Regions from separate parts of the Homo sapiens genome. Here regions 1 and 3 are each linked to region 2. The links are chromatin loops, found by intact Hi-C in ENCODE. Cell type or tissue: GM12878. All regions are shown on one strand. Each heading gives the region's core, and the rest is flanking DNA. Links, peaks and the distances in the headings are about the cores only. Region 1 has its middle 23 kb from the start of LINC00276. Region 2 overlaps LINC00276 (long intergenic non-protein coding RNA 276). Region 3 overlaps LOC105373436 (a long non-coding RNA gene).

Evidence for each region. A loop is a pair of places that touch in the nucleus more often than their neighbours do. Peaks named below come from ENCODE experiments on the same cell type or tissue, not always from the same donor. Only the 100,000 strongest peaks of a DNase experiment are listed, where the experiment ranks them.
Region 1: a loop joins it to region 2, with 3 times the contacts of the local background. A loop is called at or near these places in 1 of 110 quality-filtered maps.
Region 3: a loop joins it to region 2, with 2.6 times the contacts of the local background. A loop is called at or near these places in 1 of 110 quality-filtered maps.

What each region holds. Positions count from the first base shown.
Region 1 is chr2:14,419,055-14,429,556 of GRCh38, reverse strand. No RefSeq gene overlaps it. Among named protein-coding and RNA genes, the nearest start is that of LINC00276, 23 kb to the right of the region's middle. In GM12878, for the core only: no CTCF peak of the experiment used is centred there; a DNase peak (open chromatin) is centred at 4,726.
Region 2 is chr2:14,300,308-14,310,809 of GRCh38, reverse strand. All of the region lies in intron 2 of LINC00276 (long intergenic non-protein coding RNA 276), which reads left to right. Among named protein-coding and RNA genes, the nearest start is that of LINC00276, 95 kb to the left of the region's middle. In GM12878, for the core only: no CTCF peak of the experiment used is centred there; a DNase peak (open chromatin) is centred at 4,249; H3K27ac peaks cover 1,323 bases.
Region 3 is chr2:13,187,528-13,198,029 of GRCh38, reverse strand. The region is part of intron 1 of LOC105373436 (a long non-coding RNA gene); the gene reads right to left. The region is part of intron 1 of LOC105373484 (a long non-coding RNA gene); the gene reads right to left. Among named protein-coding and RNA genes, the nearest start is that of MIR3125, 460 kb to the right of the region's middle. In GM12878, for the core only: CTCF peaks have their summits at 3,908 (motif pointing left) and 4,658; a DNase peak (open chromatin) is centred at 3,899.

The sequences.
Region 1 (10,502 bases), core at 2,461-6,460, 120 kb before region 2:
TATTGAGCCTCATCTTATTCTTTTCACAGCACCTTTTCCAGGATAAGAGAAAAATTATGGTGTAATAGCCTTCACCTTACTAAAGTCCTTTCCATCTCAGTGTGCTACTCCTGATACCATCTACCCAGAAAAGAACATACAAAACCCTCTAAGAATAAGAAATTATTTATAGACGCCATAGTCTAAACCCAGACAAAATAACATTCATTTTCACAGAGACAATAAAAAATATTTCCCAGAATATTCTGCTTTCACCTGGTGTCTCCCAGCTGGGTCAGTTCTGTTTATCTTTCCAGACTCAGGTTAAATATTCTTTCCTCACTTAAATTCATCCTAACTCCACATTTATCGGTCCTCTTCTTACAGATCCTCATAGTACTTTTCACTGACTCATTGTCCTTCATACATTTATCATCATTAATTATTTGTGTAATTGTTGCTTATTTTTTCTGTCTCCTGTAGTAACTGGTGAACACCATTAGGAGTAGGTCAGACTTTTTAACACTCTAACTCTCCTGGCATAGAGAGGAGGTTCCATAAATATTTGAGTGAAAATCTGTAGAGAAAATCTTTGATAAAAGATACATCTCATTTTTATAGAGGAGAAACAGAGAAGTTCTGGGTCTAAGACATCAGTATTCAGGTGGAAGATGACCTCTGGCTTCCTAAAAACAGCAAGTAAGACCTAACTTATATTGCATAAATATATGGCATGGTTCTGTGTTTTCTGTTTTTCCCCAAAATAAAGTCATTACCTGCCTTAAAGGTAAATTAAAGTCTCCACTCTTGAGTAGTTGAGAAAATATGCAGGAATCTACAAAGTGGCAGTTTTTTCAGCTTCTATACCCAACATGATATTTAAAGTAATAGCTTATTCTCAGCCAGGGTTTGAGGTTATGTATGTTATTTTCAGAACTAATGATGTATAGTGTAATGTAGTGTAATTTGAGCTCTTCAAATGATAATACCTGTATTTATACTGTGATTTACCATTTTCAAAGCAATTTTACATTGGCTCATTTAATCTTCATGAATACTTTTTGAGGGAAAATAATAAAAAAAAAACTTGTACACCCATTTTAGAAATGAAGAAACTGCAAACCACATCCATTACCTAACTAACCCATGACCACACAGCCAAGAGCAGCACTGGGACTCCAGCCCAGTTCTCCTGACTTTAACTCCAGCATACTCTCCGTGATTCTCTGGCTGCTGAGTCAACAGCAAGGCGACTTGGCCTATTTCTATCTTAGTTTGAAATAGTTTGTGTGTCTTTGGCCTCCTTTTCAAAATGAGAGCCATCAGTTGGGTTTATCTCAAAGTGAATTTTGTTCTTTGGCACTGGACCTTCTTTTCTAAAGGATAGTCATATTTGGAAAGGATCTCAGCAGTTATTCAGTCCAATGCAACACCCCCACCATGTGGCTGTCCAGCCTAAACTTGAATATTTGAAATGATGGAGAACTCACTCCTTTATACATGCCCATGTATATAAATGTTGGCTTGAGATTTATGACAACTCATGAGATAAATACTACAATTATTTTTACTTTATAAAAAAGGGAAACTGGGGCACACTGAATTTAAAGAATTTGCCTAAGATTACAAATCTAATAAATTATAGACTGAGGATTTGGCCCCTGTCAAGCTAACTCTAAAGCCTTCTTGCTAAATGGCCATAGTATGCTGCCTGTGTATCTAGGTAGTATATCTCAACTGTTTCAAATGAGAGTAAAGCCTTGCAAGTATTCTGATGCCAATTTGAATGCACATAGACGTGTGTCCAAATAGATGGGGATTAAGGAAAGGAACACATTATTTAGAGATTTTGGTTTTGGCTTTATTCACACAACTTGGCTGTGGCAGTGCAGGATTCATCACATCCAAAGGAAATGTATTGGCAAAATGCTTCCTTCTTTAAATGCTCCAAACCATTCCATGGTGATTCTGGAAATTATCCCTTTTGGTTTAAGATAGTAATTAAAATCAAGAGTGGAGATCTAGTTTCATCCCAAACTGTATTTAAATTCAGAGGCACACCCTCCAGCCCTGTCTTCAATGTATTTATCTTTAAAACTGAACGTGAAGTTCAGAGTACACAAAGAATATCTTTATATTTCTCAATATCTGATTCAGCTTGGCTCATGATCCACCCTTTTTTTTTTTCCGGTGCAGAAAACTAAATCTCACAAGTTAAGGTAAATTTTCCAAAATCTAATCTCATTTAAGTAACTACTTCATCAAACCCATTTATCTCAGTTCCTCCCGCTTCCTTCTTTTTCCTGTGGCAGTATCAGGGTTTGGAAGCTCTTGGCCTGGAGTGGGGACAGGGTAGGATGGGAGGTGGGCATGTAGTCCCAGCCCATTGTGTATTTTTGCAGACCACTACTGAGCTGTGTCTCATCCTGCCAGGTCTTGATCATCAGCCCTGCTCCTGAGAGAGCTATATTGTCTGCTGGCCTGATTCACCATGGTCTCCAGTTGTAACATACTCTGTCTCCTTCCTATTCCAACCTGGAGGGCTCTTCTCATCTGCTTGCACTTCAGACACTTTCAGATGCTCCCCTGTGACAGTTGGCACTGCAGGAGACTCAAAGATAGTTTCTTCAGGTCTTCCTGTAGCTGTTGCTGCTCTACCCAGTAGCTAAGTGGTTTGTGATATTTGCAGGCCATAGCCCAAGGAGAGAGAAACTTTCTCAGCTTTGAGATCCTCTAAACTTATTTAAGGTTTTCTTTTCTTTTTTTTTTTATTATACTTTAAGTTTTAGGGTACATGTGCACAACGTGCAGGTTTGTCACATATGTATACATGTGCCATGTTTGTGTGCTGCACCCATTAACTCATCATTTAACATTAGGTATATCTCCCAATGCTATCCCTCCTCCCCCCACCCCACAACAGGCCCCAGTGTGTGATGTTCCCCTTCCTGTGTCCATGTGTTCTCATTGTTCAATTCCCACCTATGAGTGAGAACATGCGGTGTTTGGTTTTTTGTCCTTGCGATAGTTTGCTGAGAATGATGGTTTCCAGCTTCATCCATGTCCCTACAAAGGACATGAACTCATCCTTTTTTATGGCTGCATAGTATTCCATGGTGTATATGTGCCGCATTTTCTTAATCCAGTCTATCATTGTTGGACATTTGGGTTGGTTCCAAGTCTTTGCTATTGTGAATAGTGCCTCAATAAACATACATGTGCATGTGTCTTTATAGCAGCATGACTTATAATCCTTTGGGTATATACCCAGTAATGGGATGGCTGGGTCAAATGGTATTCTAGTTCTCTCTACCACCCTTCATTCCCAAGGTTTTGACCCCAAAAATGGAGCATAAAGTAAGTCTCCCCCACCAACTCTCACACACGGAGACACACTTACATCTCAATCCCAAGCTATACCCATCACCCATGTTTAATGCAGAACTTTTTCTTATCATTTCCACACATGGTTGTTGTACAACTCTTAGGTCAGCAATTTTCCCTTCCCACTCCATGGTTGGTAGCTGAACTCTGTATTCTCAGTACTAGAGTTCTTAAAGAGCTAAAAACAACAGTGACAGTGACAAAAGTCTCTTTCAGTTTCAAAGTTGATAAAGTCGGATACCAAATGAGGCTTTTTCCATTGTTTTGGAATTTTGGCTGAAACCCCAAACCTGAGAACAAAAAGTACCCTGAAATTTTAAATAGAGAACAAAGTTGCTGCCAGTTACCTCTTCCAGTGCTTACTGAGAGGTTACCAAACCCATCTTACAATCCCTATCCTTCCCTCCTCAAACAACCTATGCAAATAGGAGCCTAGGAATTCCAAGGAAATTGGTTAAAGGACATGAAAAAATTGTCGGTAGTAATCATACTTGAAGCTTTTCTATTTTCATTGTTCAGTGATATGGAAGGGATTCTCCAAAAGAATTTCACTTAGAGAGATCTAGGGTGTCAGCAGGAAAGAGAATGGGATCACCCTCTCCAGGTGGATGTTGCTGAGCTGTAAAATTCATAAGTCATAAGTGCAGTGCAGCACATCAGAGTATAGTACTATGAAGCAATTCTTAGGAGAACTTATTACAGGTGGTCTGGTAACCATAGAATATGGTGCATGCTTCTAGCTCAGCAGCAGTAGGTGGCTGGAGCAACACTGTTGGGAGCAACTCTGTTGGGAGAGCAAGGAAAGAGGCAGTCAAGGGAAGACTACCCTTTGCTGTTTGGTACAGCAGGATGTTTGAGAGTGGCCCAAATGGATACTGTGGAAAGTAGCTAGAATCAAGCCATCTTTTAGTTGCCCAATAGGGTGTGCTTTGGGGCAAAGGGAAGCCAGCAGAATCTGTGAAATGTGTTCCCAGGGGCAGAAATGGAGGTGAGAGGAATTGACTAAAGGTCCAGGTGTCAATGTCAGGAATCTGTGCAATGTGAGGTTATCACAAGGATTCTGGAAAACCCAGATGCTTTATCTGGAAAGAATAAGCATGTAGACATCTGCTGCACCGAGAACATCACTGGATAGTCAGCACTAGCCTGAAGAGACCATGAGAGCAGGACCTGAGAAATGAAAAATATTTTTTTTCCCCTTTTTGAGAAGAGCCTAAAGAGGTAGATGGAAATGCTATTCACTTTAAGTCCCTCAACTGAGTTTGTGTTGGGGCAGAGTATGAAACTTTCATTGGGATGAGAGAAATCACTTTTGATTTACTTTCAGATGACTAGTTTTAGTGCCTGAAATAATTACGAAAACAGGGTTTGCTTTTAAAATCAAGGGTGAATAGCAAGTCATGGTTCAGCTTGAATTGTCATCGAAGAGTAGTAGGGAATATATCTGAGAAACAATAAAACTCATTTCTATAGACTGAGCAACAGAGGGTTACTGCCTCCGTGCCATAAACTTCTAAGAACCAATTTATGAAGTCATTGTTAAAGATTAACTTGTAGTTACCACTAGAGTCATTTATGACTTCTCTTTTTTAGGGCTTTAAGTCTCAGCTTTACAGATAATTGAATGGTGGAATGATGACGAGAAAAATTCACAAGCAATATATATTTCAGTTAATATTTAAAATTATTTTTCTCTACATGAGAAAGTTGTCTAAATGCTATCCCAAAATTACTATTTTCTAAAAATCTAGCATTTTATTCCTGCCAGCTTTACACAGTGTAGTACAGAGGTAGGGGTTGAGAAAAGCATTTTTCTGGAGATATTTTTATCATGGTCTTTGGAGATATCCTATTAACTTTTTTTGTTCTTATTCAACTAGCAAATTGTTACCAGATTAGTTCATCTTGCACAGAGTTTGCAGAGAGCCAGGCTTACCCTCACTGCCTCTTCAGATGACTACCATAAACTTTTAAGATTTATCATCTGCTCCTTAGATAATTGCAACAGTAAACTAAGAAGTCTCTTCATCCCTCTTCCAGATTTGTTCCTTCTAAAACAGTTCCTATATTTCTACCTGAGAAATTTCCTCAACTTATCTTATCTTTATCTGTGTTTTAAACACAGAAGTTAATGCTCTCTATTGTAAAATCAAGTTTCAGCTTTTTATTCTAAAATATTATTGTAATTGTCCAGCATGTTCTTTTTGCCTGCTGCAGAAAAAAAGCCAATACATGGCGATAGTAGCATTGCCGCAGAGAAAAAGTTCAATTACCACAAGGTGTCTGGGCAGGAGGATAAGAGCTATTTCTCAAATCCATCTCCCTGAGAGCTTAGAGGCTAGAGTTTAAAAGAATGATGTGGTGGGCAGGGGGCTAGGGAATGGGTGCTGTTTATTGGTTAAGGATGAAATCATAGATGTATCCGAATTGTCTTCATGTACTGAGTCAATTTCTAGGTAGGGGTCACTGGACCATTTGAGTCAGTTCCTTGGTATGACTCATGGGTTCAGGTGGCCTTGGTTGGTCTGCTTGAATGCAAACATCTGAAAAATATCTCAAAGACCAAACTTAGGTTTTGACAATATGGCTGTTATCTATAGGAACAATTGGGGAAGTTACAAATCTTGTGACCTCCAGCTACAAAACTCCTAGCAGTAATCAAGATAGGGAACAATGGCTGGCTATCACTTAACTATGTTTATAGCTTAGCAGAATTCAAGCCCCTATCATAATTTTAAACTTGTGACCTTTCATCAGTTTTTACAAAGGCAGTTTCATTCCCCAAACAAGGAGAGTTAGTTTCAGGAAGGAGCTATTATCGTCCTTCCTTTAAAGTGTAAACTAAATTCCTCTGGTAGTTAGCTTGGCCTGTGCCCAGAAATGAGCAAGGGCTATTAACTTGTAAGGTTATAAGCAAGATGGAGTCAGCTGTGTTAGATTTCTCTGCCATAATCTTTGCAAAGTTAGTTTCTTTCTTTATATTCAGGCACTTGTCTACCTCTTTATTTTCCTTTCTCACTTCCAGCCTAGTAATTGTCATAACAGTCATTTTCCTTCTACTAATACTGGCACATCAAGGGCAAATACAGTATCATTTTCAAGACTTTATTCTCACAGCCTGGCACAGTGCTTGGAAGATAGTGAGGATGCAACTAAACAGAGTTCTAGTTCTTTTATATTTCCTATCTTTTTTCAGACATAGTCAATCAAGTAAAATATAGAATTTCATAATTACTTGAAAGAATGATGATATGATGTATCCTTCCACAATGAACGTACCTAATTTTGGAGGTTCTTGAACATTTTGAGCCTCTGTTGTTTGCTTAGTGAGTTAGGTCGGAATTTTAAAGCAAAGGAAGGCAGCAAATAAAATGAGGCCAGATTCAAAGAAATCTATCTTAAGACTAGAGGGTATTTAAGTTAAATAATTTTTAAAAATGCAGTCAATGCCCCTGTTCACTGGCGATTTAATGTATATTACTCATTACTAGGATTATGCTAGAGGGCAGAAATAACTGTTGAAAGTTACAGAAGTCGCAGAACTGACATTTTTTTACCATAACTTTCTTTTGTCTCACATCTGGTGGGTGACTAAGATAGGATGTCCTGAGGCATCTTTCTTCATCCAAAGCGTGTTTTTAATCCATCATCCTACAGAATTAGTTACAGGAGAAGTTCAAACCCCTACCGTCCAGGGTCTCTGTTGGAGAGCTACATCTACATTTATGGACCTAGACAGTAGCCAGCCATGATGAACTAAACTTCTGAGACCATGGAGTAAGGGAATGACTACCATGTGGATGAGACAGAAGGCATACTGAAGGTGAGGCTGTGGCTAAGGTGAAAAAGAAGATTATTTGGCAGTGGAAGAAGCCTAATAACTGAGGGAAGATACCATAAGACAGTGTGTGTATGTGTTTTTAAAATAGTCTTCATTTTTTGGAACAGTCTTAGATTCACAGCAAAATTGAGCAGAACGTACAGATTTTCTGCATATCATCTTCCCCCACCCAGATATAACTTCCTCCATTATCAATGTCTGGACAAGGGTGGTACGTTTGTTATAACTGGTGAACCTACATGGACATGTCTTAATCACTCAAAGTCCACATTTTACATTAGGGTTCACTCTTTGTTTTATATATTCTGAGTTTGAACAAATGTACAGTGACATATATTAACCATTATCGTATCATAAAAATTAGTTTCACTGCTCTAAAAATCCTCTGTGTTCTGCCAATTCATTCCTTTCCCTAATCTCTGGCAAACGTAGAATTTTTTTTGCCATCTCCATAATTTTGCCTTTTCTAGATGTCATATACCTGGAAATGTACAATAGTGATCTTTTCAGATTGACTTGGCTAACTTAGTAGCATGAATTTAAGTTTCCTCCATGTATTTTCTTGACATGATAGCTCATTTCCCTTTAGCATTGCATAATATTCCACTATCTGGATGTACCACAGTTTATTTATTCATCAAACTACTGAAGGATGTCTTGGTTGTTCAAATTTTGACACGTATGAATAAAGCTGCTATAAACATTTGTGTAGACATAAGTTTTTAACTCCTCTGGGTAAATATCAAAGAGCATGATTGCTAGATTTTATGGTAAGAGTATGTTTAGCTTTGTAAGAAACAGCCAAACTGTTTTCCAAAGTGGATGTACTATTTTGCATTCCTACCAGCAATGAATGAGAGTTTTCGTTGCCCTGCATTCTTTCTAGGGCTGGTAGTGTCAATGTTCTGGATTTCAGCCATTCTAAATCCAGTAAGAAAGTGTTTTGATGCTGTTTGTGTGGTTGTAAGGAGCTCACAGAATTTTGCAAAGTGAGTGAGTCTTCCTCTTCCTGCCACCTGCTCCAGCCTCTCTCCTGTTCACATTAGGCAGGAGAAGCAAGGCTTGGATCTTTCTTTTCTATACCTTGCTGTTTTTGGTCTCTGGAAGGTCTAAATTTGGTTTCAGATCTCTTCATTTCCTTTCCCAGAGCATGGCCTTACTAAAATTTAGTTTTGCTGACTAACAATTCTCTAAGGCCTGATTTCACTACTATCTAAATAAGAACACTTGGTCTGACTCATCCTGTGATTCGCACTCAAAATGCGCCTTTAGAAGGACTGACACTTATTCTGAGGTGATGGAAGTGGAAGTTTGGCTCTGCCTTATCTCCTGCAGTCAGTATTAGCTTCAATTCCTGATTTACAAATGTTGGGTCCTGTCAGGCATCACAGACATTTCCACATCAAAGGGCGTCCGGCCTTGATATTTGTCCGTTTATACTGACCACAGAGGCAAGGTTTTTAAAATGTCATGTGCATGTGTGTGTATGTGTGTGTGTGTGTGTGTGTTTTAAATTTTTAAAATTTCCTCTCAGAAAACTGATAACCCTGTTCTAGAAATTGCTAGTTATGATGGAATTGGGTATGTGGTATGTAGCAACCTTGCAGAAGGACTGCAGCAAGGGTGTGCCTAAGAGCTTCTCCTCACGGTAAAGGCAACGGGAGAGACAGACAATCCCTAGCAAAGATTTATATTCATATGATGGAAATGGAGGAGGGGAAGCCCAAGAGCTTTCATCAGTGTTCTGTGAAGATAAACACTGTTAAGGTTTGATAGCATATATTCAGTCCCAGAGACTTCAAACCCAAGCTTTCCTTATGGAGAAATAAGAACGGCTTAAGCTCCAGACAAGAAGGAAAGGAGCATTAAATTTCTCCATCATTAACTCATCAGCTCTTGTATGTTTCCTGGGGTTTTTATACACCCAGTATCACAAGTTAGGTGACTTAAAACAATAGAATTTTAGTATCCTATGGTTCTAGAGCTGTGACATCTGAAATAAGATGTCCACAGGGTTGTGCTGCCTCTGATGCTCCGGGTGGAATTCTTCCTCACCTCTCTTCCTAGCTCCCCGTGGTGGCTGCCAAGCCTTGATGTCCTTGACTTGCTCTCCAATCTCTGCCTCTGTCATCATATGGGGCTCTCCTTGTGTATCTGTCTTCATTTTGTCTTCCCTCTTCTAATATAGACACCAGCCATATTGAATTAAGGGCCACCTTACTCCAGTATGACCTCATCTATGGCCTTATCTTAACTACTTAACACTTATAAAAACCCACAGAAAGTCATATTCTGAGGTACTGGGCATTAGAACTTTAACATAGATTTTTGGACACGCGAGTCAACCCATAATAGCTATTCAATACATTTGGCTTCAACAACTCCTAAAGCCCTATGGCTGGGTCTTCAGAGCAAGCACTGCCCCTTCCTGTCTTTCCTGTGTTGTCTACTCCTGACATTGGGCTGGAATGAAGCATATTTCTGCAGGCTCCAACTTTGGTTTTCAGAGTTAGGGAAGCACATGGAACTGATGAGTGGTCCTCAAAAATTAGATTGGGCATAACACAAAGACTTGGGGAAGTTGCTACAAGTTCAGATTCTTGGTGCCCAAGCCCTAGAAATGCTGTAAGTCATGTAGTTGCATTTGGTCAAGTGACTACATTTTGAGAAACACTTGCATGGAGGAAAAAGCATAGGATTAGAGTGCAGATAAACTTAAATTTAATTTTGAGTACTAACTAGCTAGGTGGCCTCTGGCAGTAATAAAGCTGTCTAAGCCTCAGCTTTTTTTTCCTCTTAATCTCCTAGAATTTCAGATTTAGTATGCCTGGGTGAAGCCCAAAGGATTGCATTTCTAAGACATTCCCAGTGTAATGCACTTTTTTTTTTTTTTTGAGATAGAGACTTACTCTGTCATGCAGGCTGGAGTGCAGTGGCATGATCTCAGCCCACTGCAACCTCTGCCTCCTGGGTTCAAGCGATCCTTTTGCCTCAGTCTCCCAAGTAGCTGGGATTAGAGGTACGCACTACCATGCCCAGCTAGGTTTTTTTGTTTTTTGTTTTTTGTTTTAGTAGAGACGGGGTTTCTCCACGTTGACCAGGCTGATCTTGAACTCCTGACCTCAGGTGCCTCGGCCTCCCAAAGTGCTGGGATTACATGCGTGAGCCACCGTGTCTGGCCCCCAGTGTAATGCACTTTGAAAGCCACTACTGTAGTGGAAGCTCTTGGTGCTCATCCTGATATCTTTACCAGTTGCTGACCTGTCTCCCAGATACTGACAGCAATTCGTTGCTGACC
Region 2 (10,502 bases), core at 2,093-6,092:
ATAGAGGAGAGATGAAAGTAAGGGGTTTGATAATGCTGATACCTAAGAGAATATGAAAATTTGGTTGTGGGTAGAGAGCAAGATCAGTGAGTAATTTTCCTCCTGACTCTAACCTGTAGGACATGATGAGGTCGTGTGGAGGTCCTTGGAGGGGTTCTGAAACCAGGCACTCCACCAGCTACTACTTACTGAACACTGCCTGTGCCGAGCACTGCTTTAGGCTCCAGGAATGAAGAAGCAGTCAAGATGTGCTACCTGCTCCTGGAGCTTCTGTGTGGAAAAGGCACACAATAGCTAATTACAAGGCAATGTGGCAAGTGCTAGAATAGAGAGTAAAGAGTGCTCTGGAAGCACATCAGGCATTGAAGGCTTTCCTCTAGAGGATCTGGGAGAACTTTGCAGAGGGAATTTTTTTTTTTTTTTTTAGATGGAATCTTGCTCTGTCTCCCAGGCTGGAGTGCAATGGAGCAACCTTGGCTCACTGCAACCTCTGACTCCCAAGTTCAAGCTCACTGAAACCTCAGCCTCCCGAGTAGCTGGGATTACAGGTGCACACCACCATGCCCAGCTAATTGTTGTATTTGTAGTAGAGACGAGTTTCTCCATGTTGGCCAGGCTGGTCTAGAACTCCTGATCTCAAGTGATCTGCCCTCCTTGACCTCCCAAAGTGCTGGGATTACAGGCGTTAGCCACTGTGCCTGGCCTGCAGAGGGAACATTTGAATTAGATTAGGAAGGGTAAGAAAGGCTCCTCCAGTTTGATTCAGGGAAAATGGCATTCTAGCTAGAGAGAAAAGTTGGTGTAGAAATCCCAGGATGTAAAGTGACATGGTCAAGTAGTGATACAAGGGTAAATGGTGAATGAAAGGGAGTGTTAACAGATGAGTCTTGTGGAGGAAGTTGGCCAGAGTCATTGGTACTTCATGTATAGGGAGTGGAGTTGATGGAGGATATGAAAGTGGGAATTTACTTGGTCACTCCAATATTGTATGTCCGGGGGAATCCTGGGGCCTAAAGCTCATATGATTGAGGGTATTTTTGATGAGTTAAATAATATTTATATTTGTATTTTGTACTAATGCAAAATTAAATGCAGATCTGTGAAAGTGAGGGGCTCTGGGCTGGGCACAGTGGCTCACACTTGAAATCGCAGCGCTTTGGGAGGCCAAGGTGGGTGGATCATGAGGTCAGGGGTTCGAGACCAGCCTGGGCAACACAGTGAAACCCCGTCTCTACTAAAAATACAAAAATTAGCTGGGCGTGGTGGTGGGTAACTGTAATCCAAACTACTCGGGAGGCTGAGGCAGGAGAATCACTTGATCATACCACTGCACTCCAGCCTGGGCAACAGAGCTAGACTCCATCTCAAAAAAAAAAAAAAAAAGAAAGAAAGAAAGTGAGGGGCTCTGAGTTTAAGGTTCATTAGGTTCAAGGTAAACTCTCTGCTGGTTCATAGAAGGTGAATATTGGTATAAAGCACCCTTACTCTCAAATAAATTCTGAGGATAAGGAGAGACTTGCTTTGTTAGAAAGAAAAGTGACAGAACCATAAAACAAATAGAAACCTAGTTTAGACGGGCTGAGCTGGCCTGTATAAAGATGTCCCTTGTCTGCTTCTGGAAAGCTGTTACCTCTCACTTTATATAGGAGCAACAGATTGTGCCTTCTGACAATCCTATCATATCCTCAGTGTTGCCTCTGGCTGCTCCTGGAAGGGGACCAATCCACTGGGGCAGGATGGTTGGAGACACAAAGGCAGGAGAGGGGGCTTTCGTTTTTTAAGTGTGCCAGATATCCTGTGTTTAGACAGATGTCAATACCATTCCTTTATTCCTGGAGCCTGTATTCCATACTTGTTGTATATGAAAAAAAATGTCACCAGACCTCATACATTTTGCTGCTATTCTTCCCAACAGGATCTGAAATAATTGATCTATTAATCTATGTATGCAATTTTTTTCTCTTTCCAAGTACTCCTGGAAAGAAAATGTGGGGGAATTTACCACTTTCTTCTAAGATTTTCTGCATATCATGCATCTTACACCAGTCAGCTAGTTTGAATTTATGAGCATTTTTGGTATCTTTCACATCTCTGCTATCTCTGGCATATTATATTATTTATACCTTCTTTTTTCTTTCTTTTCTTTCTTTCTTTTTTTTTTTTTCTTTTTTTAGACAGGTTCTAGCTGTCACCTAGGCTGGAGAGCAGTGGTGCAATCTCGGCTGACTGCAACCTCCACTTCCAAGCTCAAACAATCCTCCAGCCTCAGCCTTCTGAGTAGCTGGGACCACAGGCACACCAGCCACCATGCCTAGCTCATTTTTTGTATTTTTTTGTAGAGACAAGGTTTCACCATGTTGCCCAGGCTGGCCTTGACCTCCTGAGCTCAAGCTATCTGCCCATCTCAACCTCCCACGGCACCTGGCCTATTTAAAACATTACATCATGATATATGTTAAACACACACCTAAACACACATAGACACACACACACACACACACACACACCAAAGAGATAGCTAATTCCCTGTGTTACAGATGAGGTCATGTAATTTGCCCAAATCTATACATTTCATAAAGTCAGAGTTCACATTTGAAATCTGGTCTCACCAACCCCAACACTCAGTCTCTTCCCAGTAGGAATTTTAATTTTGTAAGGGCTCCACAGTTTAAAAAAATATTTAGGGCCATCATGGCACTACTCGAGGCACCCATAAAAATATTCTAATTTGCTTTCAACTAATGGAATCTCTAAAGAACTTGGACTTTTGTCTGATGTTGCTCATTAGAAGTTCTAAGAATAAGCAGAGATATGTTCTCATGTTTCTGTCATAAATTTCACCACTCTAATGTCCTCATTGCAAACCCATCTCCTGCACAAAGAAGCCGTCCTTCTTATTTGGCATGCAGATGTGATTTGATGCATGACAGCAGTGTGATCCAACTACTCAACATCATGTAGCTCTTATACCAACCAGAGTGAGCTCCTAGATATTCCTATCATGAGTGGTTTGAGTTCTTCCACAGGAGACTTTATTCTTTCTATCTCACTAATTGAATATTTATCACATTGTTAATTATTCAAGTGTTATTTCACTTTTACACCTAACTTTGGCGCTTGTATGCAACCATTTCTTCATGGACACATAGGGTCTTCCTTGTATCACCTTATTTAAATGTATATCCTCTTCTCTAATTAACTATGTCCTCTTCAAGGACATAATCAGTGTCTCGTAAATCTTTATATTTCTCACAGCACAGAGCACAATTCTGAATATGTTTTCCATAATTATTAGAATGAACAGGTAGATACATTTAGGTATAATGATCTTTGACAAAATTGCTACTGTACCATCTCCATATTGGTAGAAGTCAATTAGAGGCAGCTAGCAATTTTATGAAATCTTTTCAGCTTTGATAGATTCTCAGAAAACTCTAAACGTGATTTATATATCTCAGTGGCAGGAAAAGAAGCAGTTTCTGATAGTGAGATTATATAGGTGATTTCACATGTCTCTTCTCCAAATAACAGGCAGATATAATAATCTGTTTTTTAAAGAAGGAAAATCTGACTTGTTTAACACAAAGAGATTAAACTTAAGTGAATGGAATTTAGTAAGATTTTTATGCAATAGACTATAGACACTTAAATCAATGTCCTTCCTAGAAACAATTTTCTGTCACTATGACAGAGATTATTAATTGCCTTAAAACATCATGTGGGTCTGAAGAAGGAACCCATCTGAATTCACAAGGTTAAATGTTTGAAAAACTAAGAAAAGAGGGTCAGAGAGGCATCTGACAGAAGAGTCATTGCAAGGGGGATACATTTTTAAATCCATCTCTACAGTTTTTAAATCTCTCTCTCTCATGTTCTCTCTGTTCAGTGAAACAAGAAAATACCAAAAACATGGTGAATCTTAGCACCAACAAGGAAAAGGAATTTGACAACATTACTCAGGCTATGTCTATTGACTAGATGAAGACAGTAGATTAAAAGCTGGTTAAACATTCATCCAGTGAAGGCAGCAAATGGACAGTTGCCATCCTAGAGAAACTCTGTTAATGACATGCTACAGGACTATCTCCTTTGCAATGTTTGCATTGACAAATTGTATGAAAATATACATGGCCCATTTATAGAAGGAGAGCATAAAATAAAACTGAGTGGGAGAACTTTACATATGTAATTGCATTTATGGAAGTACAGAGTGTAGGAAAAAGAAGAGTTTTCTTAGCTACTCAATTTAAAAATGAAAGTGATAATGAGGAATCTGAAAGTCGATTTGCGTGAGAGTTTTTATAAACACTTTTGAATGCTTGGGCTAATTGGTAAAGCTTAGGGTATTTCCCTAAAGATACAAAGACAAGGCCAGGTGCACGTGGCTCACACATGTAATCCCAGCACTTTGGGAGGCTCAGGCAGGCAGATCACCAGAGGTCAGGAGTTCAAGACAAGCCTGACCAACATGGTGAAACCCCATCTCTACAAAAAATATAAAAATTAGCTGGGAGTGGTGGTGGGTGCCTGTAGTCCCAGCTACTCAGGGGGCTGAGGTAAGAGAATCACTTAAACCCAGGAGGCAGAGGTTGCAGTTAGCTGAGACTGTGCCACTGCACTCCAGACTGGGCAATAGAGTGAGACTCCATCTCAAAAAAATAAATAAATAAGGAATCAAAGATTCATTTTTCTTACAAAAGGACGGACACGGAGTCTTAATTACCTACACATGATGGTAGGACATTTGACTGGAAAGTTGGGGGGCAGCTGAAGACTAAGGAATGGAGCCCAGGTATACAGGGTGAGGCTGCAGTCATTATGGCTAGAGAGAAGATATGAGAGGTACAGAGTTCCCTGAGGCTGTACTGAATACCCACTGCCATTTTTTCACAGCTCATCCATGAAATTTTTAGAGTCAAGGGTTAACTTGTGAAGGAGAATGAACACATTCAGGAATATCTCTGTTCTCTAGCAGAGGTCCCATATTAGTTTGCTAGGACTACCTTAACAAAGCACCACAAAGTAGCTGGCTTAAACAACAGAAACATACTGTATTACAGTTCTGGAGGCTGTAAGTCCAAGATCAAGATGTTGGCAGGGTTGGTTCCTTTTGAAAGATGTGAGGGAGACTTCCATGTCTCTCCCACAGCTTGTGATAGTTGCTGGCAATCTTTGCCATACCTTGACTTGTAGAAGCACCACACTGACCTTCGCCTTCATCTTCATATGGTGTTCTCTCTGTATCTGTGCCTCTGTCTCCAAATTTCTCCCTTTTATGAGGATGCCAGTCATATTGGATTAGGGTCTACCCTAACGACCTAATTTTAAAGTGATTACCTTTATAAAGATTCTCTTTCCAAATGATACCACGTTCTAAGGTACTGGGAGTTAGGGCTTCAACATATCTTTTGGGGTGACACAACCCATAGTAGGCACCTTATCAGTATTAAGGCATCAGTAGAATTAAATCAGACTTTATTAAAGATGTAGGCAGCTCCCCATAAACAATGATGGCGAAATGGCAAAAGTGAGTTTGAAAATGGTGCATTTACTATTTAAAGAGAAAAATGTAAAAATAGCTTCCTGAGATCAATAATACATTATTTTTTTCACCATTTTCTCATAAATCCGCCTTATGGCAGACTATGCTTTTGAAAATTAGTTGATTTCCATTTAGCTACTGCTGCAAACAGACTTTAAAGAAGAAATAGTAATTGAAGCATCTACATCAATAGTAATCCCATCCTATGAAAATGGCCTTCATCTCCTAATTGTCTATCCTATCAGGAACTAATTCATCAAAGCTTGGTATAGTAGACTATGTCTTAGACTAGGAGTGAGAAGTCCTTGATTTTAGTACCAATGCTGTCATTAATTGTGTCTTCTTTATGCAAATCACTTGATAATTCTGGGCCACGGTGTTTTACTGAAGCCACAGAGGGATAGTTTACTGGATTATGTATATAAGTATTCTTGGAGTCTCTATGCTACTTCTGATGCTATACCATTCATGAAAATAAATTAAATCAAAGATTGAATAGAATTCTAAATACCAAGAGATGAACGTAGACATCAGTGTTAGTGAAGGAAGAAATGTGAGTGAAATAAAGTACAAAATAATGCAATTTGATTTATGAAAAACTATTTGATCATTATGTTAATTAATCCCAGTTATTTTGGGAAATTTCAAGAAACTTCTACTAGATTTTTCAAGAAGAGAATAGATTGTTACTCCATCTAAGACAATGTTTTTTAAGCCACTGTTTTTGGAACTATGAGTCACTCTGTTTATTAAGTCAACTTAGTGTGTCATAACCAGAGCTAAGAAAAAAACAATGTATTAGAATGGAACATAATAGAACATAAAATAATAGAAAAGCAATGTGAAAATGTTTTTTATGTTAATATATGTATCTTTGAGTACTGGGTTGTGAGGAACAGTGCATTTCCAACAGTCATCTCAGTTAGAAGCATAAAAGCTTCTGCCTATCTTAAATATCATCCATGCAACACTATCTTTTCAAAGGTTTGAAACTACAGATAGACCATGGGATCTAAAAAAGACAATAATGAAATAAGGAAAACATATTCAATTCTCATTTTGTTTCCACTAACTTCTTTAAATAACTTGATAAGCTTGCTGGAAATAGAAAACAAATGCTTTAGGGGAGAAAAATTTAACATGAGATGGATAAGAAATATGTTAGAGAATATAGTCATTTTAAATAAGCCCAGTTCTCCAAATCTAGAAGAATTTTACAGTAGGTCACTGAATGTGTTTACTAAGAGATCCCAGTCAACTTAGAAAAATACTTTTGTGAGCAGAAAACTTTAAACCTTGAATAAAGCAGAGACAATAGTATAATGCGTGCTTAAATGACTGTTACCTGGCTTCAATGATTCATAACTCATGATCCATCTTGCTTCATTTCAACTCCTCTTCCCAGCCTCTTCCCTTTCTCCCAATTATTAAAAGAAAACTTCTGAGATCATCACTAAGCCTATAAACATTAGTGATAATTAATATTGTTAGTATCCTGTAGTGTTCAGATTTTTGGTAAACTTTTAAAAACTGATAGTCCACAATGAGATACTGCTTTGTACATAATAGAATGTCTAAAATAAAAAAAGATATAATGATATATGCTGATAGAGATGTCGCAAACTTGAAACCCTCATCCACTGTTAATGAAAATGTAAAATTGTGCAGTCATTTTCAAAACCAGTTTTTCAGTTCCTCAAAGTGCTAAATATAGAGTTTCATATATGATCTCATAATCCTACTTCTGGTTATCTACTGAAGAGGAATGGATACACACATCTACACTAAAACTTTTACTTGAAGGTTCACAGCAACACTATTCATAATAGTCAAAATGTAGAAACAACCACAATGTCTACAAACTGATAAATGGCTGTAAATAAAATGGGTCAATCCGCACCATGAATTGTTACTCATCAAAGAAAAGGAACAAAGTGCTGATGCCCACTACAAAATAGACAAACATTGAGACCATTATCCTGGGTGCAAGAAGCAAGTCTCAAAAGCCCACATATTGTAGGATCCTATTTATATAATGTCCAGAATAGGCAAATTTATTGGGACAGAAAGTAGATTACTGATTGCCAAACGATGAGGTGAAAAAGTGGGGAAAATTAAGGAGTGACTTTTCATGAGTATAAGGTTTCTTTCTTAGGTAATGAAAATGTTCTAAAACTGATTATGGTGATGGTTGCCCAACTCTGTAAATATGATAGAAACCATTGAATTACACACTTTAAGGAGTGAATTTTATGGAATGTAAAACTATTGAATTTTTCACTCTAAGTAGGTAAATGTTATGGTGTGTGAATTTTATCACAATAAAACTGTTATTTAAAAAAGGAAGGGAAATGAAAACATATTAATAGGATGACAGTATAAAATGCTCTAATTTCCAAAAGGTGAAGGAGGTGGCAAACATACCAAAGGAATCATTTTATGTTTAGTCTGATATTAGTGAGTAGACATTTTTGAAAGGGGAAAGAAATGAGGTAAGGAAACTATTTATTAAAGGCACTTTCTTTGTCTCTGGCAGAGGCTGCACATTTGGGTAAACCAAATTTCAATTTGTTGTGTTCAGCAGGTACACATCTGCTGAATTTCTCACCTGTTACCATCCCCTGGGAAAAATCTAGAGATAGTTCTGGTCAAATGATCTCTAGGCTTCATATCGAGAGACTATGTACTCCCAATATGGACCTCTGAACTCAATCAAATCACCCTAACTGTAGGGGACTCAGAGTTACTCTACTTGTGTTACTTACTCAGGAGAATTGTCCTCAGTAAATATCACAGATAGAGTAACTGAGTCCTGTTCAGATTTACGCTGCTCTGAGGTACAGTAACTGTGAAGTACAACTCAGATAATTGATATAACAATGTCTTGAAAATTGAGATGTTGCATTATTGCCATATTTGTCTATATTGTTGTATAGCAACGGGACCTATTCACAGAAAAACAAATTTGAGTTTTGGCCTGTAGATAATAGCTACTGTGGCTATTGGTGGTCCATCGTAACCTATGGCAGTCTCCATCTCTCACTCTGCAATCCTTGTACCACTTCTGGCAACTATGCTGTGGTGTCCTGTTAGGAAACACAATAAATCCTATTACTGTGGCTTATTTATATTCACGCATGTATTAAGAGATAGACTTTTTAAAGGGGGGCATATTTGTATTTTTAAATGGTAGGCAAATCCTTCTCACAGTATAAAACTTCTATTTTCCTCCTAGACCCCCTCTCATATACTCTAAATCATGTACTTAACTTCAGAGCTTAACGGGGATTTTTTTAAGGAGTTGGGGAGATGGCCAACCATAGCTTCTCCCATAAGGAGGATTACAGAAAAATCTACATACATTTCACTCTTACCACCTCTAATTTGTTTTAGGCTTCATTTTTTCCCTGTTCCCTCTACGGCCCTCTTTCTGTCGAGTCAGTAACTGAATCAAGTGTCGAGAAGTAAAATCCAAAAACGGTGCAATTCTTCTTTTACTAGGAGAGGTCTTTTCAGATTGAGCTGTTGGGACATCAAGGTATAATCTTGATGTCCTATCACCCTGTAGCTGGAAGTGAATTTTGATAGTATCTATTGCCACCTGCTTTTACAGATGGAGATTTTAAGGGAAAGTGGAAAAGCTGCTCAAGGATGACCTCCTCCAATGCCTTTCCTGGCCCCAGTGGCTGAGCATTCACTTTCCATTGAAACTCTCTGTGTTCTCACCACATACCCCAGGAATGCACTCACACCATAGCTTCGCATTCCACCAGGCTGCTTATTTTCTCTCCTCCTAAGCTCTAAATTTTTTGAAGGCACAGACCCTTTATTAACTTTGTTAACAAAGGCTAGAGAATTGCACCTACCACAGGCAGGAGATCTTTTTAGATCAATCCTCATTTAACAGCAGTCACTAATAGGCAAATGGTGTCCGATGCCTTGGCTAAGAGATTTTAATCTGAGCATAAGCAGTAAAAGTAGGCATAAAACAACACAAGGCCTCACTATTCTGCTTCTATATTTCAAGACCATTATCACTCTGTATAACATTAAGTCATTAGGCTGCAAAATCTTTGATCAGGAAGAAACTGATGTTTGTGTCATGCAAAAATACAAGTAAATCAAACAAAACAACACATGTGCAAACAAATAATAAACTTTTCTGCACAACTTGCTGCACGACTCTTTGGCTTTAATGCCTTTGTGTGTTTCAGAGTAACCTCTTCATTCCCAAAAATAATTTTAGAGACCAAATCTCGATCATTTTTTTTTATCTTGGCTTGACAACATTCCAGATGAACTGTCACTTTTGCTTCATAATTAAAAAATGAAATAGAGCTCTTTTTAGCTATTCTTCTCCAGCCTGTCATTAGGTATGAACACAAGTCAGTGCCGACATATGGATTTATATTTCCTAGAAAGAGCAGGTGTTGATGGGAAAGAAGATATAAACCAACTTAAATTAAACTGCTTCTGCATATGAAATGGCTGGCTGCTTTTGGGCAGACTTTATTTCACCTGTAAATATTTAATAGTAATTGGTGTCTGTGGGTTTTGCTAGAGGGAATGGTTCTTACTCCTACTGACTTTGAGGGCCCAGGTGGCTCTGGGGAAAAAAAAAAAAGAAATTGTTTTGTTTAATTTTTCCAAATCCAGTTTGTGGTCACATACTGTCAATGAATGGTGTTGGGCATGTTGGAGTACTCTTCTGTGCCTCAGTTGCATTACTTGTAAAGCTGATAAGACTTCTTCTTATGTCCTGTCAGGCTCTTGCAGTGGATGCAATGAGAGAAAGGATGCAACTGAAGTGCATGTGGGTTTATCCACAAGGAATTCTGGTGTTGCATTAGCAGCTGATGGGGAGGAGGCAGAATCAGACCTGAGCGGGAGGAACTGTCCTGGTTCTATTACTGGCTGATGAGTAGGGACCAACCGTCACAATTACTGTTTCCAAGGAGGC
Region 3 (10,502 bases), core at 2,165-6,164, 1.1 Mb after region 2:
ACTCTTTGTCTTATGCGGTCAAACTCCAGTTTTGTCTTGGTTAACCTTAATTTCGTGTTTTCAAGAAAATAATATATTAGCAGTTACTTCTTCTAGGTCCCATTTATCGATAAGTTTTTATTTACGTCCTTCCTTTCTCCTAAATTCACTGATTTATTTTCTATTTCAACTCACTATTCCTAACATGTTTCTCTCCTTCAATACAGCACAGTGTTCCTCTGTGTTCTCCCTCTGGGTTACATAGTCTCATTCAACCCAAATGATATGTAAACAAAAAGAAGAAATAAAGTTAGAAGTATGAATTAGGTGCAGGGTCTGAGGTCATTAAAAACCTATCTGGGGAATTTGGACCCTTTTCAATGAGCGAAGGAGAATCCATAAACATAACTAAGTATTGGAGAAAGATAATTCAACAATTGCTCTTCAAATTACCATCTGACCATCATGAATTCAGCTGGCTTGGAAGGGCATAAAGCTGCATATTCATGCCAGTGAGAAGGCTTTTAAGATTGTGCAGTGGTAATTTGTGAGGGCTTGGATTGAAGTAGTGACGGCAGTAACAAGATGAAACAGACAGATTTAGATATCAAAGAGCAGTGCAGGCAGAATGAGACCCTAAAGAGCTGAGTCATACACAGAATGGGAGATTGGACATGAGACTAATTCTTTTTTCTCACTTGTAAGTGGGAGCTAAATGATGAAAATACATGGACACCTAGAGTGGAGCAACACACATTGGGGCCTTTTGGAGGTAGAGAATGAGGAAAAACAACTAATGGATACTACTAGGCTTAATACTTGGGTGATGAAAAAATCTGTACAACAAACCCCTGTAACACAAGTTTACCTGTGTAATAAACCTGCACTTGTACCTCTGACCTTAAAATAGAAGTTTAAAAAAATCTACATGAGTGAGAGAATGGTGATGACATTTACAAATGTTAAAAATGCAGAAGTTTTCCAATTTTGACTTTAGGCTTTAGAAATAATGAAGTAATGATGAGCGGGTTGTATTTGTCCAACCAAGGGATGGAAGTTTCAGGGAGAGGTCAGAGCTAGAGATTTAGTTCCATGTGCCATTTACATTTGGCTGCCACTCATGAGCTTTAATGATTTTTCCAAAGAAAAACCACCAGGACAAAGTCAATAGTCTCCAACATCCTCCCCCAACTATTAATATAGTAGCTATCCATAAACATCCTATTGAAATAATCTTCTGAAGATAACCCTAGGAAAATGTTGCTCTAGAATAATTTATTATAGAAAAAGGGTATGTGAAGACGTATTAGAAGACCTATAAATATTCTCATTCTAATAAAATTTGATGCAGAATCTAAGCTTTTATCTGAGAGGGCATCATGTATTGCAACAAGTGTCATTCCAGCTAGATACTACTCTCACTAGTATAATATCAATCATGTTAGTAGCAGGCTAAGTCATATTATTATGCTAATTTTTGACTGACAAGTGATTTTCAACTCTGTAATTCAGCAGCATCTACTTGACTTGTGGGACCTTCTGCTAGATCAGTACCAACCTGATACCTTGATTTTCATGCGACCTCAACCCATAAACTTTGCAAAGTTTAACTACGTTCTCCAAGTCCTCTGGTATTCTGTCTTTTTTTTTTTTTTTTTGGCGTGGGGGGAGCGGGGTGGAAACCATTCTCCCAAATACATCACATATTTATTTGATTTGTTATTTAGTCCTAAGCTGCCTTTAAAGCTCTAACAGTAATAGCTTTATTTGAATTGATAAGTTTTTTGTTGTTTGTTTTCAGTAATGCTACAAATAGAAAAACCACATGCATTATGGAAATAATCATAACCTTTCCACAAACATGCTTTGTCAACATTCTAATATTTAATCAGATATATCTGAAAACATATATATATATATATCAGTTTTCTTTTTATTAATATCTTCTATTCTGTCTGATTTCCTGGGAGTATACCACCAGGTTTAGAAATTACTCATATATTATTTACACACACACACACACACACACATATATATATATATACATAAAGCTATTATTTGAAACCTATTTTCAGAGAGCATTGCTTTAAAAAAGTTAAAAGAAATTAGCCAAGCCAGGCCCAACGCTCTACTTATCCTTTGATACTCACAAATATTCCCGAAAAATATTTATTTTTCATCCATGTTTGCCATCTATCTCTACTACCTTAAACTTTTTATGTTAATAGGATCAATAATTTTGGATGATGATTTTCAATTTTTTTATGACTCCAAATACTAAAAGATAGTTATTGGGAATTTTAAAGGTCTTGTCCTACAAATGTTTCAAACAACTTTGTATCTTGACCTATTATTTACTATTCAGATACATTATTTTATTTTAATTTCATTGTAACTTATTTCTTTCCTGAAATCTAATGTAGATATGTATATGAAGAAGTTGGTTAAAACTATATTTTCATACTATCATAGTACATATGTTTATATTTTATGTATATAAATTTTCTTGAGACAAGCGAAGTTGTTTTTTTATTATTTATATGTTATCTAATAATATTTAGGTAAAAACAAATATTTGATGAATAATCATTATTTTCAAGTACTTGCCTATTTTGTAAATTAATCTAACTACCAGTTATTGTAAATTGCACAAATATATCATTACTCATTTTAAGTCCTCATCTGGATGTCATTTCTCATACCAAGTTTGCTCCTTGGAATTGTCTTAACTCTCTTTACAGAAGAGTTTCTTCCAAAGCCTTAAAAACTTTCTATCAGAAAGAACATCGTCTGTGAAGTCTTCCTAGTGGTTGATCACCACATTCATTTAATCTATTCTCTATTTAGCTCTCATAGCACAGTTCATCACAAAGAGTAAATAACTAAAAATACTTTCTGAATTTCGGTCAATGATGTTGTTTTGCATAAATAAATTTGCAAATTTTTTGTTTCTCAGTAATTCTATATATAGTTCCATCTCACATCAAGAGTAAAAGTGAATTTGTTACTTATCATAATGGCATTTCTCAAAATATTTAATGTACCGAAAATTAAATCAAATAATAATGTATACAAATTAGTTGTTGATACACTTCTGTTGCATTTAATGCAAACTACTTGAGGATCTGTGACGATCCTCAAAAGGCTGAAAGCAAATTAAAAATCCATGACCTTATCAGAGTGTTGGAAGAAAAAAAATCATGGGTTTTAAAGTCAAATTGTCATTGGTGTGGTTTTGAGGAATTACTTAAACTCATGAGGGAGTTATCTCATCTGTAAAATAAGAATCACGAATAAGTCCTCCTTCTTTGTATAAAGATTACTTTTCTCTCCTCTCTGCTAGTCTTTGAGTTCATCCAAGCCATTGTCTGAAAGTTGCATCATCCCCATCCCAGTGCAGAATTTAACACCTAAAATTGACTCAACATATGAGTGAGAAAAAAGGCAAATAATGAGATTTTTTAATGCCCATGAAGAGGAAAAAGTAATTCGTAGGTCTGATACCATTAAGGAAGGACTCCCAGTAAATAGGAGTACTGAGCTTGACACCAGAGTGTGTATGGGACTGAAAAAAAAGGAAAGAATATTTCAGTTGTGCTTCCTCTAAGCCAAACGTAGACCTTCGTGGTAACTACATGAAAGCATCTTCGGCGTGTAAAAGTTCATAAAATGTTCATTAATAAATGTGTTTATGATGAATCTTTCTAGATATGTCAAATCAGTGCAGGACATATGTTTGTCTAGCCTAATGAGTAGAAGTTCTTTAAATTTCTGATCAGCATGCCTACAATGCCAGGATTAAAAAATAGTTAGAAATTAATTACTTAAAAGTATTCTTTGCCTTTTCTTTTTTTCTCCATCTCTCCTATTTTGAATCAATTTGAAACAGAAAGCATAGGGAGAGAATGTTTCATAGGTCATTGTGCCCTCTTGTGGTAATTCGATTTGGCAGATAAATACTGAAGAATCAGGCAGGAAGACAAGAGGCTGCTGGACCCTCTACCCATCCTGCCTGCAACAGATGATGCTCCTCTAGGCATGAAAGCCAAAGTAGCCACTAATGCATCTGAAACTACAGGTACATGATAAAGAGAGAAATTTGACAGAACTAAAAAGAGTTCAATTGTACCCACACTTTCTGAAAAAGCATTTTGTTTTTAGAAGCTGCATAACCTTTGGCTAGTTACTTAATCGTCCTGAGCATCACTAGCCTCTTTTTGAAAATGAATATATTCTCCTGTCCAAACAATTCCATAGGAATTCTGTAAAGATGTCATAGGTTATTTTTTATTAAAGTATTTCGTTATCTAAATGAACAAAATAAAAGGGCATATGATTACTATATTTCGTGGTGCATACTATATATATATATATGCCATAAAAATGTGTAAGTTCAAATAAGATGCATTTAAGTGTATTCATAACTTGCATACACATTGGATATTGAATATCCAATAGCATAACTTTTTTATTATTGACTAGAAATATTGATAACTTTTAGCACAGAAAAATATTAAAGTTGAGAAAATAAACTACTGTATTTTGTGTACAGTTATATCTACTGTTAAAAGAAAGGCTTTAGACAAAATAAATTTAGCAAAGCCTATTTTAGCAAATTTATGAATCAAACAGCACAAAGAACCATGAGAGGTTCAGACAGCTCCCCCCAGCGCATGGGAAGGCAGTATTTATAAACGAAACAAGGAAGCATATACGTATATAGCTTGTGTGGTTGGTTGCAGCTGAGTGTTGACTTTCTTTATGCAGGGTGTGATGAGGCATTTGCCTTATATGGACATGGCCTGAGCAGTTGGCAGCCTGTGATTGGCTGAAGCTTATCTCATGTAAGCGACTGAGACACAGCTACTTGTTACAAGATTATATTCTTAAAATTAGGCTGCAGTTTGCTACAAATTGATTCAAGAGAAGAGGCATTAGGCCACATTTAATTTAACACTACCTATCTACTCCTTCACTAAATATATACAAACCAAATAAAACAAGAATTTCAATTCAGAAAAAACTATTAATTTAGCAAAGAAACATTTAGGTAATTATAACATGTGTTTTTATTTATTTATTCAGCAAGTGATTAAAAATAGTACGGCAGTCTCTGCTTATCAAGGGTTTTGTTTTTCAGGGTTTCAGTTACTGCTGTACAGTAAAAGAAGATATTATGAGAGAGAGAAAGATACACCATAGTCACGTAATTGTTATAATAATATGTTGTAATTATTCCATTTTGTTACTAGTTATTGTTGATCTCTTATTGTGCCTAATTTACATATTAAACTTTATCATAAGTATGTACGGGGAAAAGCATAGTGCATATAGGGTTCAATACTATTTATGGTACTATTCTGGCATCCACTGGGTGTCTTGGAGCATATATCCAAGGATAAGGAGGGATTACTGTACCCTTTGTGCAAGACATTAGTCTTGGAGTAGGGAAAACATGGTGAGTTCCCACATGAAGCTAATGTTTTAGGAAATAAACATAAATAAATAATTATAAGTGTAAAGATAGAACTGTGGTAAATGCCAGAACATGAAATATATATGTATGAGAATGTTTAATAAAGAACATTTTATTAGTTCAGAAAATCCTGAAAAAGTGACGCCTGTGCTGAAATCTAAAAGAATAACAAACATTAGAAGAGCAAAGGATTAAGGATGGATTTGGGAGAAAGAGAAATATTATAGGAAAAAGCAGTTTTTAGTGGGGGGAAATACACATTGAAAGATTGAAAAGATCAGAAAGTCAGAGAAAATAATGGCTTTAGACAAGCAGGAAAGCTCAGGCTTTAAGAATACTTTTATTTTAAGACTTGTTCTTTTTATAATTTTAATTATATAGTTTATTCCTGGAGTTCTGTAAATAAAAAATAATTTCAAAAATCAGCTGAAATAAAAGAGGGAATTCAAAACAACCTACTCCACCCCGACACACATTTGCACAAATGCACACTCACAAAATTACACTCTTTTATCTGTTCATCGAGTGTAGTGGATTTTTTTTTTTTTTTGAGGTGGAGTCTCACTCTGTTGCCCAGGCTGGAGTGCAGTGCTGTGATCTTGACTCACTGCAACCTCTACCTCCTGGGTTCAACTGATTCTCTTGTCTCAGCTTCCCAGTAGCTGGGACTGCAGGCATGTGTCACCAGGCCAGGCTAATTTTTCTTTTTTTTTTAATAGTAGAGACAGGGTCTCACCATGTTGCTCAAGTTGGTCTCTCGAACCCCTGACTTCAAGTGATCTGCCCAACTTAGCCTCCCAAAGTTCTGGGATTACAGGCTTAAGCCACTGTGCCCGGCCATGAGTAGTGAAATGTTTTAAAAGAAAATTGAGAATAAATTTGTCTTTGCTATCTATTGTTTGAGCATATTCTTAATCAGATAAATTTATGGTTACGTGCTCTGTAGAAAATGTGTTTATCACCATTATAAGATACTCTTCTCTCAGCTGTTTCTTCTTGCAGCTGATTCTCTGTTGCACAGAAAGCTTCTGGCAGATCTCCCTCTATTCTTGGTAGTCCTGCCTTGTTTATTCCCCTCCCTCAGAGGATGGGCTGGATCTAGTTAGTGAATTGCTTCTAACAAATAGAATTTGGCTAAAGTGATGAGGTGTCTCTTTTGTAATTAAATTACAAAAGACGGTGATTTCATCTTGCTGGCACGTTCTCCCTGGATCTCAAGTCAGACTCTGATGGAAAGGGTCACCTGCCAGGGAACTGAGGGCAGCCTCTGGCCAGTGGCCAGTGGGACCTGAAGACCCCACTGGCTTACAGCTCCAAAGGAACTAAGTCGTGTCAGCAACCACTGAGTAGCTCAGAAACAGAACTTGCCCCTGCCCCAATCAAACATTGAAACGACTTTGGCCCCAGTCAGCATGGTGATTGCAGCCTCATCAAGGCTGCAAGGTGAGTACTCATGCGAAGTCCCTAGTTTGCCTGGGACTGAGGTTTCCTAGGGTGCAGGACTTTCTATTGTATAATCGGGAACGTCTTGGGCAAGCCCAGATAAGTTGATTATCCTGTTTGTAACAAAAAGTCAGCCAAAGTACCCACAGGAATTGTGAGGGGACTGTCGTGGGGTGGGGGGCGGGGGGAGGGATAGCATTAGGAGATACACCTAATGCTAAATGACGAGTTAATGGGTGCAGCACACTAACATGGCACATGTATACATATATAACAAACCTGCACGTTGTGTACATGTACCCTAAAACTTAAAGTATAATAATAATTAAAATTAGAAAAATAATAAAATAAATAAATAAATAAATAAATAAATAAATAAATAAATGTATGCAGTTTTGAGCTGTTAAACGTGAGCATAGTGTGTTAGGCAGCAAAATAAAACTGAGACATATATTCAAGGCTCATCCCAAATGTCAGCTCTTAGAGGAAAACGTCGGATTCTCAAATACCAGCAAGGAGACCCCTCCTCAGATCCTCTACAGTATCCTGTGCCTCTCTTTATCAAAGCATCCAAAAATACCATCTCATAATTGTCTGCTTGTTTTTCTTGCTGTTTCCCTAGGGTAAGATCACTTTGCTAGTGGAACACTCCAAGGACAACTTTGTAATATTGCCAGAGTAGATTTTGAAACAGAGTGTATATGTACATAGGATCTAGTTAGGTGACCTAACACTTTTCTGCATACCAGAAAAGATGACACTACTTGGGGGACGCCGCTTACTAGGACTAAAAATACTTTAGCTCAATTCAATTTTGATCTTCTAAGAGTTATCCACAGATTTACTATATCTTTTTCATGATGATGAAGTAGATAAAAACTTAATCACTGTTAAAGGCAAAGCTAAAATCTAAACCCCTTACTATATATTTGGAAGAATATGATTAAGATGTAAAAGAATATGGATTTCATGGTCAAGGATATTCTAGAATAAACTGTGTTTAAGTAACAAGAAATCTATAATAAAGTCAGTTTAAATACTTGTTCTGATTACATTCACATAGAAATAACTTCAAAGTCAATTCTTATTTCATTAACAATATTGGAAAGTAAATTTCGTATTTATTTTCAAAATAAATACAAAATGCCTGACTGAAGGAAGCAAATATGACAAAATAATTAAACTTTGTAAACTCTAATTTTATCTATCATGAGTGAATAGTCTTCCTCAGACATGTGAAAATAGGGTTTTGCAGCAGATGATACTATATTCTCTAAATTTAGTTGACAAAAACACTAAGTTACATGATTAGCATTGAATTCAGTCTCTGTGGGCCACTTAGCTTGTGTTCATACCATGGCTTTTGCTGAGTTCCCGGGAGTTGCCCTTCCAATCTGTATATACAGTCATGCTTTAACAAAAACATGCAGAGCGTGGCTAAAATAATGTGCTAGTAACATATTTCCACGCAACAAAAACACTTAGTGTTTTTTATTCTTTGTTTCCCTTAAATATGTTTTTATGTAATCAGGGTTAATTATTATAGGTTTTCCAAATACAGTCTAATTGAGAATGTACATTTTCCAATTCCTAAACAAATGTTTATCAACCTGATATGTTAATTAAGAACTCTATTGCAACATGGTGAGACTCCATTTCTACAAAAAGAAAAAAAAAATCAGCCAGGTGTGGTGGTGTGCACCTTGCAGTCCCAGCTACTCAGGAGGGTGAGGCAAGAGGATCACTTAAACACAAAATTTGAGGCTGCAGGGAGCTGTGGGCGCACTATGGCACTCCAGTTTGGGCAATGGAGCAAGACCCTGTTTAAAAAAATAAAATAGAACTCCACCTACCTACAAATTCAAATTCAGTCCCCAGATTGTCAGATTTCTTGACTGGATGGTTTTGGGCTTCAGTTAGTTAGTTTTCTTCTACTATTTTTTTTCATGGAAGAAGGTGGAAAAGAAAAAAAGTAATAACAAAATAAAAATGAAAGATGTACTAAGGGGAGAGAGTCATGAGCAGTTAGAGGAAACTGGTATCATATAGAAATGAAGCAAACAGAGAAAAAAGGAATGAACATATTAGTCTCTCATAAAATTTAAGGAAGCAGTTACTACTACATTAGAGTGAGACGTTCCATTCCGTGAGCTGTCTATTACAAAACAGAGCAAACTTTTGAGCTGCCCAGAGCATAAAGTGTAATGAATATTCAACACTTACAGCCTTATAAGAGTCAAATCTTCATGTGTTTATCCCACCTAAAACCTTATTTGCAGTCTTGTGCTGAAAATAGGAGGTCGGCTAATAGTGTAAATACTTTAATGAGATTTTGAGTTATGATACAAGTGCTGTCATGCGCAATACAAAAATTTATTTTGTTCGTAAAACAGTCATGTGTCTAGTTGTCATGTGAAAAATTGCATGATACTTCTAGACTTTGGTGTTATTCTGATCCCTTGCACTTTCTATAGAATTTGCAATCTTCATCTCATACAGTCTGAAAACTATCAAGGAATTGACAATGAATAAAGCTGTAAAATTTATTCATTTCTAAAAAGGTTATGTAAAATCTTGCTTATGGATTAATTTTTGATTCAAAGACAGCTATTCATTTTCTTGTGTCAAAATGAGCTATATTTTGGTAGACAGGTCAGAAAACATTTTCTCTATGGTATCTACTATTTAATTAGAAGTTAGTCATCAATTATAACATGTATGTTACAGTACAGTATATTTAGAAAGTTGGAAATTTAATCTCAAAAACAGATTTTATTACATACTCTGAGTCATATGGCATTCGATATAAAACAAATTACATTCGGGGAGTTTCAACAGCATCCAAATTGAGGATGCACATGGCTAATTGGGCAGGACTGGATCTTATTACTCATTTTAGCTTCCCATCTATGTCTTACATGTAATGACATTTTTACTACAGATTATTGTTATTATTTTCTGAGATAAGTTCTCACTCTGTCCCCTAGGATGGACTGCAGTGGCACAATCACAAGTCACTACAGCCTCAATCTCTGAGGCTCAAGTCATCCTTCCACCTCAGCATCCTGAGTAGCTGGGATCACAGATGCGTGCCAGCACACCCAACTAACTTTTAGAGTCGGCCTTTACTACATATTCTTGAATTAAATATAGCCAAAACCACGAGTTAATTTTATACTTATACTTTTCTTAAAGGAAATATAACTTTTTTGTTAAATTACATAATAATCTAAATGTCAAAAGCAGTGATCAACACAAGGTCACTCTAACAGACTGGGTTCGAGATCAGAAAATCAAGATGTTTCAAATTCAGACACATTCATGAAATTTTCATGTTAAGGATAAAGTGAATAAATTTCATTGTTAATAAAAGGGAGGATTAGCTGTGGCAATAGAAAAGGTGTTTCATGCCACTTTTCTCTAAATATCTGTGTTTTGGCTGAATTGTTAAGTTCGTGGGCATTGAATGTTTTGTTTCCTAACTTCTACATTTAAAAAAGGTGTGTCTTGAACACTCTCCTAAACTAAACAAATCCTGCTCATAGTCGAAGTCTCAGTTTAAAGGCTACTTCTTCCAGCAAAATTCCTTGGTTTTTCAAATATC